Regions from separate parts of the Homo sapiens genome. Here regions 2 and 3 are each linked to region 1. A link is a loop called in an ENCODE intact Hi-C map of the cell type or tissue named here. Cell type or tissue: gastrocnemius medialis. All regions are shown on one strand.

Evidence for each region. Peaks named below come from ENCODE experiments on the same cell type or tissue, not always from the same donor. Only the 100,000 strongest peaks of a DNase experiment are listed, where the experiment ranks them.
Region 2: a loop joins it to region 1, with 16 times the contacts of the local background. A loop is called at or near these places in 4 of 110 quality-filtered maps.
Region 3: it touches region 1 in a loop (2.4-fold over the local background); 3 of 110 quality-filtered maps call a loop at or near these places.

What each region holds. Positions count from the first base shown.
Region 1 is chr17:79,304,700-79,307,199 of GRCh38, forward strand. All of the region lies in intron 3 of RBFOX3 (RNA binding fox-1 homolog 3), which reads right to left. Among named protein-coding and RNA genes, the nearest start is that of ENGASE, 230 kb to the left of the region's middle. In gastrocnemius medialis, a CTCF peak has its summit at 1,390; DNase peaks (open chromatin) are centred at 342, 1,252 and 1,612; H3K27ac peaks cover 1,604 bases.
Region 2 is chr17:79,387,622-79,390,121 of GRCh38, forward strand. All of the region lies in intron 2 of RBFOX3 (RNA binding fox-1 homolog 3), which reads right to left. Among named protein-coding and RNA genes, the nearest start is that of RBFOX3, 220 kb to the right of the region's middle. In gastrocnemius medialis, CTCF peaks have their summits at 1,045 (motif pointing left) and 1,251; a DNase peak (open chromatin) is centred at 1,070; H3K27me3 peaks cover 884 bases.
Region 3 is chr17:79,073,881-79,076,380 of GRCh38, forward strand. It overlaps ENGASE (endo-beta-N-acetylglucosaminidase), which reads left to right and starts at 944. Exons shown (of 14, transcript NM_001042573.3): 1 at 944-1,210. The coding sequence starts at 1,065. RefSeq lists a silencer at 806-1,345. In gastrocnemius medialis, no CTCF peak of the experiment used is centred here; a DNase peak (open chromatin) is centred at 961; H3K4me3 peaks cover 1,825 bases; H3K27ac peaks cover 2,456 bases.

The sequences.
Region 1 (2,500 bases):
TCCCCAGACCCTTCTAACCCCAGGGGAGAAAAGATGATGGGATTAGAATGAAAGAGGATGGAAGTCAAACCCGGGGCCTCTGTTCTTGGTTCCAACTCTAAGATTCTCGGAAGGTGCTGGTGGCTGTTGGGTTATATGAGGGAGAGCTGGCCGTGACACGGGTGCCGTGTTCTCGAGGCAGAGTCTTGCTTACACCTGCTCGTGTCTGTGGGAGAACCAAATCCCTCACCTCCTTCACTTGGCCCCTCCCTCCCACCGCGTCTCACACTGGGGCATTCCATCATTTTCCATGGACGCTATCCTGAGCCCCGTGCTTAGAGGGCCGGGTGGACTCCGCTGTGGCCCTGCTCTCAGAGGATGCTGTTTCAGCAGGGTGGGTGGGCCGCCGCCTGGCCAGGGCAGGAAGCACAGCTCTGGCTATTTTTAGTCAATCATCAACCCCTCCGATGGTGGCCCCAGGTGGCTCAGTTCCTGAAGATCAGGCAGTTGAAGCAGAGCCACTAAAGGGTTCTTGCCTGTGTGGGGGGGAAAGGGAGAGGTGGGGGCAGGGGGCTTGGAACCCTGCGGCCGGCCAAGCCCTGCCGTCATAGCTATTACTGGGATCAGTTTCATCCTGCCTTTCAATCATTATGTTTTTCTTTTCCACCCACCCAACTCCCCAGAACAGAATCAGATAAGAAACCCTAAAAAGGTCCACCAAATAATCAGAAAAATCAAGACGACGCACAGCTGTCCCAGTGGGGCTTGCTGTTTGGTTTCAGAGCCACGTGTTTCCACCTCCATTTCCCAAGGCAGGGCAGAGCCCTGCCCCCTTGTCCGCCTCCTCTGGACAGACCGACATGAAATGGGCTCGGCCGCCCCCTCCAGTGAGCCCCTGAACAGGGGAGAAAGACTTTGGGGAAGTCACGGTCAGATCTTTCTGCCTCTCCTTTGGCCCTGCGTCTTCCTCCCACACAGCCTGTGTGGGCTGGGGTGGGGGCTGTACCAGCTACACAGCTCTGAGCTGAACAAACTCCTGAAAGGGCAGGGAGCCTCCGCTGGGCCATTTTTCAGACTTTAATTGCATTGAGTGAAACTTAAAAAGGACTTTCCGTTTGCTCAGGCTGAATTCCCTCTCCGCTGTGGGCAGGCAGCCTCCCTCCAAGGAGAGCAGAACAACCAGCAGAGAGTGCATAACCTGGCTAACCATCCAGGGCTGACCTGCCGTAGCCTCTAGCGTAGAGCCCTGGGCAGCAGTTGTGCAAGCCAGTGGATGGAGGCTGCCCAGACTCTGCCGTCACTGGCTGCCCTGCTAGAGCTCAGCTAGAGTCGAGTTTCATAAAAGCAGCAGCGTCTACAGTCTGCCTTTATGTCCAGCGGGTGAAAGCCAGAAAGCACAGACGGAATCTAGCCGATAGGGCTCCATGCTCTGCAGAAAACATCCTGACCCGAGGCCTGCAGGCGGCGGCTGCTGCAGCCAGATAACGCCAGCCTGAGCCTCAGCTCTGCCAGTTCCCAGCTGGGTGGCCGTGACCTCCCTGAGCCCTGCTAAGAGCACCCATGCACGGCAATGGCGGAAAATAAACGAGACGGGGCTGTGAGACATCTCCCCGGCCCACGGCACTCAGCAGTGCTAGCTGACAACGCGCCAGGCCAGGGCGGCTCACACGTCCATGCAGAGCGCCAGCCATGGCCCGCACGCGTGTGACTCTCTTGGAATTTGGCTGATCAAAGGAATCAGTGCAACGGAGCCTGCTGCCAGCCTACCCTGGCACACCTGCCCTCAGGAGCGCCCCTCCCCTCCCTGCTTTGTTCCTGGGGCTCCCTTCTCTTACTGTTTCCAACTCAGGCTAAACAATTCCTGCCGCAGCCTCTGAGCCTGGGAGAGGATGAGGGTGGGGTCTTCCTCAGGGGCCATCCCGAGGCCACTTCCTCCCTTTCCCTTCCATGCTGCTGAGTTGGCAGAAGGATGTGAGAGGGTGCAGGCAAGAAGGAAGGTGCCAGAAGGTCCAGGGTGCCCTGCCTACCTCCCTCTCTTGGCTGCCCAGATACCAACAGCCCCACCTGAGCCAACCTCCTAGGCCTCCCGTGCCGGGTGTCCTCCTCCACCCCCAGCTCCACGGGCACCTGGGAGAGCTTTGCCATGCCTGATCCTCAGACCCGCCAGCCTGGGCGTTGGGCCTCTGTCAGGAGGAAGATGAGAGGCTGGGGGAAAAGGGAACCCCTCTCCTGGTCTGGGGCCCGACATCCACGACTCTTGGAGAGTCTGGCCCCAGGCCCTCTGAGGGAGTTTTCTTTGATATTTATTAACCCACTTTCTCTCTTGGCACTCGGAGCAAGGAGGGAAACTCAGCCAAGGCTATTAATAGGCTAAGGCCATCCCTGGGGAGAAGAATGAGCTCATACCTACAGCACAGGTGCCAAGTATAATAAAGGTTTCCGACTCAGGCCTAAATATAGGCTGCGGCCACCTCGGGGCGCGGAAGGAGGGCCTCGCATGAGCAGCGTGTCCGCCCTGTTG
Region 2 (2,500 bases), 83 kb after region 1:
CTGCCTCACTGTGGTTCTCACCACTGCCTATGTGCCATGTTGTTGGACTGGGGGCCCCCAGGCTGGGTGCAGTGGGGCCACTTCTTTCACTGGGAGCAGGAGGAAGATTCTTCTTGCCTCCTGAAAACCCATAACCACACTGCAGGGGGCCTGGGCACTTGGAGTTCAAGGGAAGAGCCCACTCCTTCCCAACCCATACCCCAAGAGCAGGACCAGACTAACGTGTGCATGGGTATGTGTGCACTGTACAGTGTGTGTGCACATGTGCAAGAGTGTGTGATTGTGTGTACGAGTGTGCATACATGCGTGTGCATGTGTACATGTGTGCATGTACATGCATGTGTGAACGTGTACCTGTGTGTGCATGTGTGAATGTGTACGTGTGTGTGTGTGTGCATGCAAGTGGATATGAACTTGTGTGCATGTACATGTGTGCACTGTGCAGTGTGTGTGCCTACGTGTGCATGTGTGTGCATGTGGACATGTATATGTGCATGTGTGGTTGTGCATACAAATGTGTGTGCATGTGTGTGTGCATGTGTGTTAGCAGCTCTCTGACCACACAGACTGGGCCATAACTACGCAGCCCCCATGTGCTCCATGGGCTGTGACTGGGGTGGGGGCTCTATCACAGAAGAGTCATGCCCAGGCCAGAAGAGCTTGAGAGAACAAGGAGTTGGGCCCTTCCAGGGCCTCAAAAGCACCCAGGCATGACCACGGCTGAACGAGGATGCAGAGCCAGTGCAAGATCCTGTTTTAGGGAGCTTTGTCAAGGGTTACTCATCTCCCCACGCATGGAGCCTGTTCCCTACTTCTTCCAACACACATGGAATCGTTTTCAGCTGTGTCCAGATGCCTTCCCACCTGCATGCGCCTTACTTAGTCACCAAAGGCAGGCATTTTTAAAAGAGAAGATTTTTAATAAATCTCTAATCTCTTTTAAAAACAGGGGATTTAAGCTGGCTCTGAGCGCCCCTGCTCCAGGAAGCTCACTGCACAGCTGCGGGCTGGATCTCGTTCCCACCTGCAGCAGCACTACCCTCTAGTGGCCACGGAGGATGTCCACGTCCCGGCCAGGGTTCCCGGCAAGGACACAGGTGGCAGCTCCTCAGCAGCCGCCTCCAGCCACCCCTCCTGCACATGCCCCGGTGCTGCCGGAGCCTCTCGCCAAGCATCACTCACACAGGTGGCCACCACAGCCCCACTGATAATTCATCTTGCCCGCTAACCACTTATCTCTGAGCTGTGCTCACCGATCACCATCCTCTCCCAGCGGCAGGGAACAGATTCCCTTAACTCCTCCCAGCCGCCAAGCCCTCCAATCCTTTAGAACTGGGGCCTTGCCTCTCAGCTTCCTTCGCCTCCTGCAATAAGCATTTCAGAGGGAGACGTGGCCCCACCAATGGCCTTTTCTCTACATCCTTCCTCCACACTGACCATGAATGAGAACAGAGACGGAGGGACGAAGCGGTGGGCGCGGGGGGGCGGTGTGGCAAGCACCGCGTCACAGGGGAGGAAACTCACTTTTGAAGTTTGGGGTCCCCTTCCTCTCTCCCTCGCTGCTCTTCCAGGAGAGCACTAACCACCAAACCTCGGGTCACTCACCCCTTTGGTGTGCAACGAGAGTTGGTGGTTATGTGACATATGGAGGACTGGGGGTAGAAACACAAAGGTCTGGGGACCCCTAGAATGAGATGCCCAAATAAACAGTAGCTGGGTATTCTCTGGAGCACTCCTGCCCCTGGGAGGCCCCCTTTCTGGACTTTTGACTTCTCCCCGTCAGTAATGCTGCAGCTGGTTCGTACTTTTCAGGAACTCTACAAGCCAGCTGACAGCAGCTGACAGCCCTTGAGGGGGTATTTACAGCAGGGGAATTGACAAATGCTACACATCAACCTGCTTTAGTTCCTTTGGAAGAGCCTATTGTTAAACACTGAGTCCCCCACCCTGCCTCGGCCTCAGTGGGTCTCCACTCAGGTAAGGGCAGCCTTACCGACACATGACACATGAGCATGCTGGGCCGGTTTCCAGACTGCCTGACTCCAGAGATCTGGGGTGGGACAGACGACATGCCTTTCTTGTACGTTCCTGGGGAATGCCAGTACTTCCAGGCTGGGGACCGTACTTGGGGAACCAGTGCTCAGTGGTTCATCAGCACGAATTAATTTATACAAAGGCACAAAAGACAACAGTTTAGAATGAGAGGAGACTGAGGGGGCCAGGGCCATGCTCAGATACTGCAGGGCTGGAGACTAGCGTTTTCTGTTTCCAAAGCAGAGAGGGTTTCAGCTGAGAAGGAGGCCTTGGAGCAACCAGAGCCAGGTCTCCGCAGCCTCCAGGTCTCTGTAGCCTCCGGGTCTCCGCAGCCTCCAGGTCTCCGCAGCCTCCAGGTCTCCGCAGCCTCCAGGTCTCCGTAGCCTCCAGGTCTCCGCAGCCGCCGGGTCTCCGCAGCCTCCGGGTCTCCGCAGCCTCCGGGTCTCCGTAGCCAGCCACCCGGCCG
Region 3 (2,500 bases), 230 kb before region 1:
TGGAGGGAGGAGAGCCTTGGTTTGCCCTGTGGGGCCCAGCCTTGAGTTCTGGCTTCTCAGGGCTCTGTTCTATCATGTTTCCTGTGAACTCCTTTTGTGCCTAAGACGCTGGGCAGTGCCACTCTTGCAGAGGTGCCACTCCAGGCCCTGCACGCTTAGGGGTAGAGCAACTACTACTGTTGGGCACAGGCGTGGGGCTGTAGAAAGAAATCCGTGTTTCACTGGAAAACTATGCATCCTACATAGGACACCAGCTTCCACATGGCCCGATACTAACCTACTAACCTTTCATCTTTTTTTTTTTTTTTTTGAGACGGAGTCTCCCTCTGTCGCCCAGGCTGGAGTGCAATGGCACCGTCTCGGCTCATTGCAGCCTCTGCCTCCCGGGTTCCAGCGATTCTCCAGTCTCAGCCTCTCAGGTAGCTGGGATTACAGGCATGCACCACCACGCCCGGCTAATTTTTGTATTTTAAGTAGAGACGGGGTTTCACCATGTTGGCCAGGGTAGTCTCGAACTCCTGACTTCAGGTGATCCGCCCGCCTCGGCCTCCCAAAGTGCTGGAATCGCAGACGTGAGTCACCGCGCCCGGTCTGAAAATTATCTTTTAATAGGGGTTAGCTGCATGAGTTAAAATCTCATTGCCACCATTTGCTGACTTTGTGCCCTCTGGGAGATTGCTTAATCTCTCTGGGATAAACCTCGGTTTGCTTGACAAAGGAAGCTGGTGAGGCTAAAGAGAGAACTCTAAGATTGGGGCGTTCCGAAGCCTTCTAGAGCCTTCTAGCACCCTGGACTCATAGCCAATGATGGGCAACAACAAGAACGACGACGAACCCTGGGCTCGGAACTCGCCCAGGCCCCGCCCCTCACAGCCCCGCCCCGTCCTCGGCCCCGCCCCCGGCCTGTCGCCTCAACAAAGTCCCCGCCGCGCGGCCGCTGGCCGGGAGTCAGCTCGGAGTCCCGTCCCAGCGCGGCGTCAGCGCTGCGCACTTCCCATTGGCCGAGCGCGGCGCGGGGGCGGGCCCGGGCCTGCGATTGCCTCTCGGCGTGCGCGGACAGTGTCATGGAGGCCGCGGCGGTGACGGTCACCCGGTCGGCTACACGGCGGCGGCGGCGGCAGCTGCAGGGGCTGGCGGCCCCGGAGGCGGGGACGCAGGAGGAGCAGGAGGATCAGGAGCCGCGGCCGCGGCGGCGGCGGCCGGGAAGGAGGTGGGGCTGCGGGGCCCGCGTGAACCCCGATCCGCGGGGCTGAGAGTCCGTGGCCCCGGGGCCCGAGGTTTCCCGGCACGGGCGCGCCGAGGGGCGGGGGGCCGGCGCCTGTGTCCGCTCCGTGCACAGTAAGGGACAGAGGGTGGCAGCGCCCCTCCGCCCCGGTCCGCCCCGCCGTCCTCGCGCCACTGCCGGGCAGCGGCCTCCGGCCCCCGTGCGTGACCCCTGCCTATCTCAGAAATACGGGTGCAAACCCGAGTGGCCGCGGGGCCCAGCGGGAATCCCGACGCCCCGGCCAGACCCCTGCTTCCCACGTCGCTGGTCTATGCGGAAGATCCCGGCGGCGGTGCTCATGCCTGGCTCAGTGGATGCCGGCTGGTGGAAGGGGTGGCCTTCTGTAGGGGTGACACTAGAACTGAGTCTTTGGGGAGGAGGAAGCCTTCAGTAGGTGGAGAATAGGGAGTAGGGTATCCAACTGGCGGGGAACAGAAAGGGCCAAAGCACAGAGACAGAAAGGGACGAACATGCCCCTCTGGGCTGGGCTTCCTTCCTTTGGGGGGCACTTGCCCACCCGGTAAACTCCCCCTCAGTAGGTTGCAGGGGGAGAAGTTAGGAGCACAGACATGGCTTCCGGAAACAGCAGCCGTAGCTTTGTTTCTAAACCCAAAGCAGTGAGACTGCTGAGCATTTCAGACCTCATGAAGATGGGATGAAGGCTGGCTGCTGGGAAAGATATTTTTGGACAGGAGGAATGTGGAGATGGCTCTTTCCCTCCTAGTGGAGGAATGACAGGTGACAAAGGTGACCTGGTGTGGGATTGTTCTGAGAAGGTCTGGGAGGGGGTGGCTGAAGTATAATAAGGACATCAACGAGGAAGGGGGCTTTGGAAAAGGAAGGTGGAGAGGAACAACTGCGGCATCTCTGCTTGAATCCGTCCCCGACCCCTGCAGTTCTCAGGGTCTCCCAATGTCATTCTGGAGGCCCTGGGTCAGTGTTTGGTGATGGCAGATGCTACAGAGGACTCTTTGCAACAGGCCTCTGAATGGCAGTGGAGTGATGGCAGATGACAACTCAGTGAACAAAGAAGTGGCCTTGGGCGTTGGTAGATTTAGGGAATCTCAACGTTGGTGCCATGGCCTCTAAATAGCCACTGCGGTGTCTTCTTACTGCTCCTAAAATAATAATGATTTTTTAGGCCAGGCATGGTGGCTTATGCCTGTAATCTCAGCACTTGGGAGGCTGAGGCGTGTGATCACCTGAGTTCGGGAGTTTGAGACCAGCCTGGCCAAC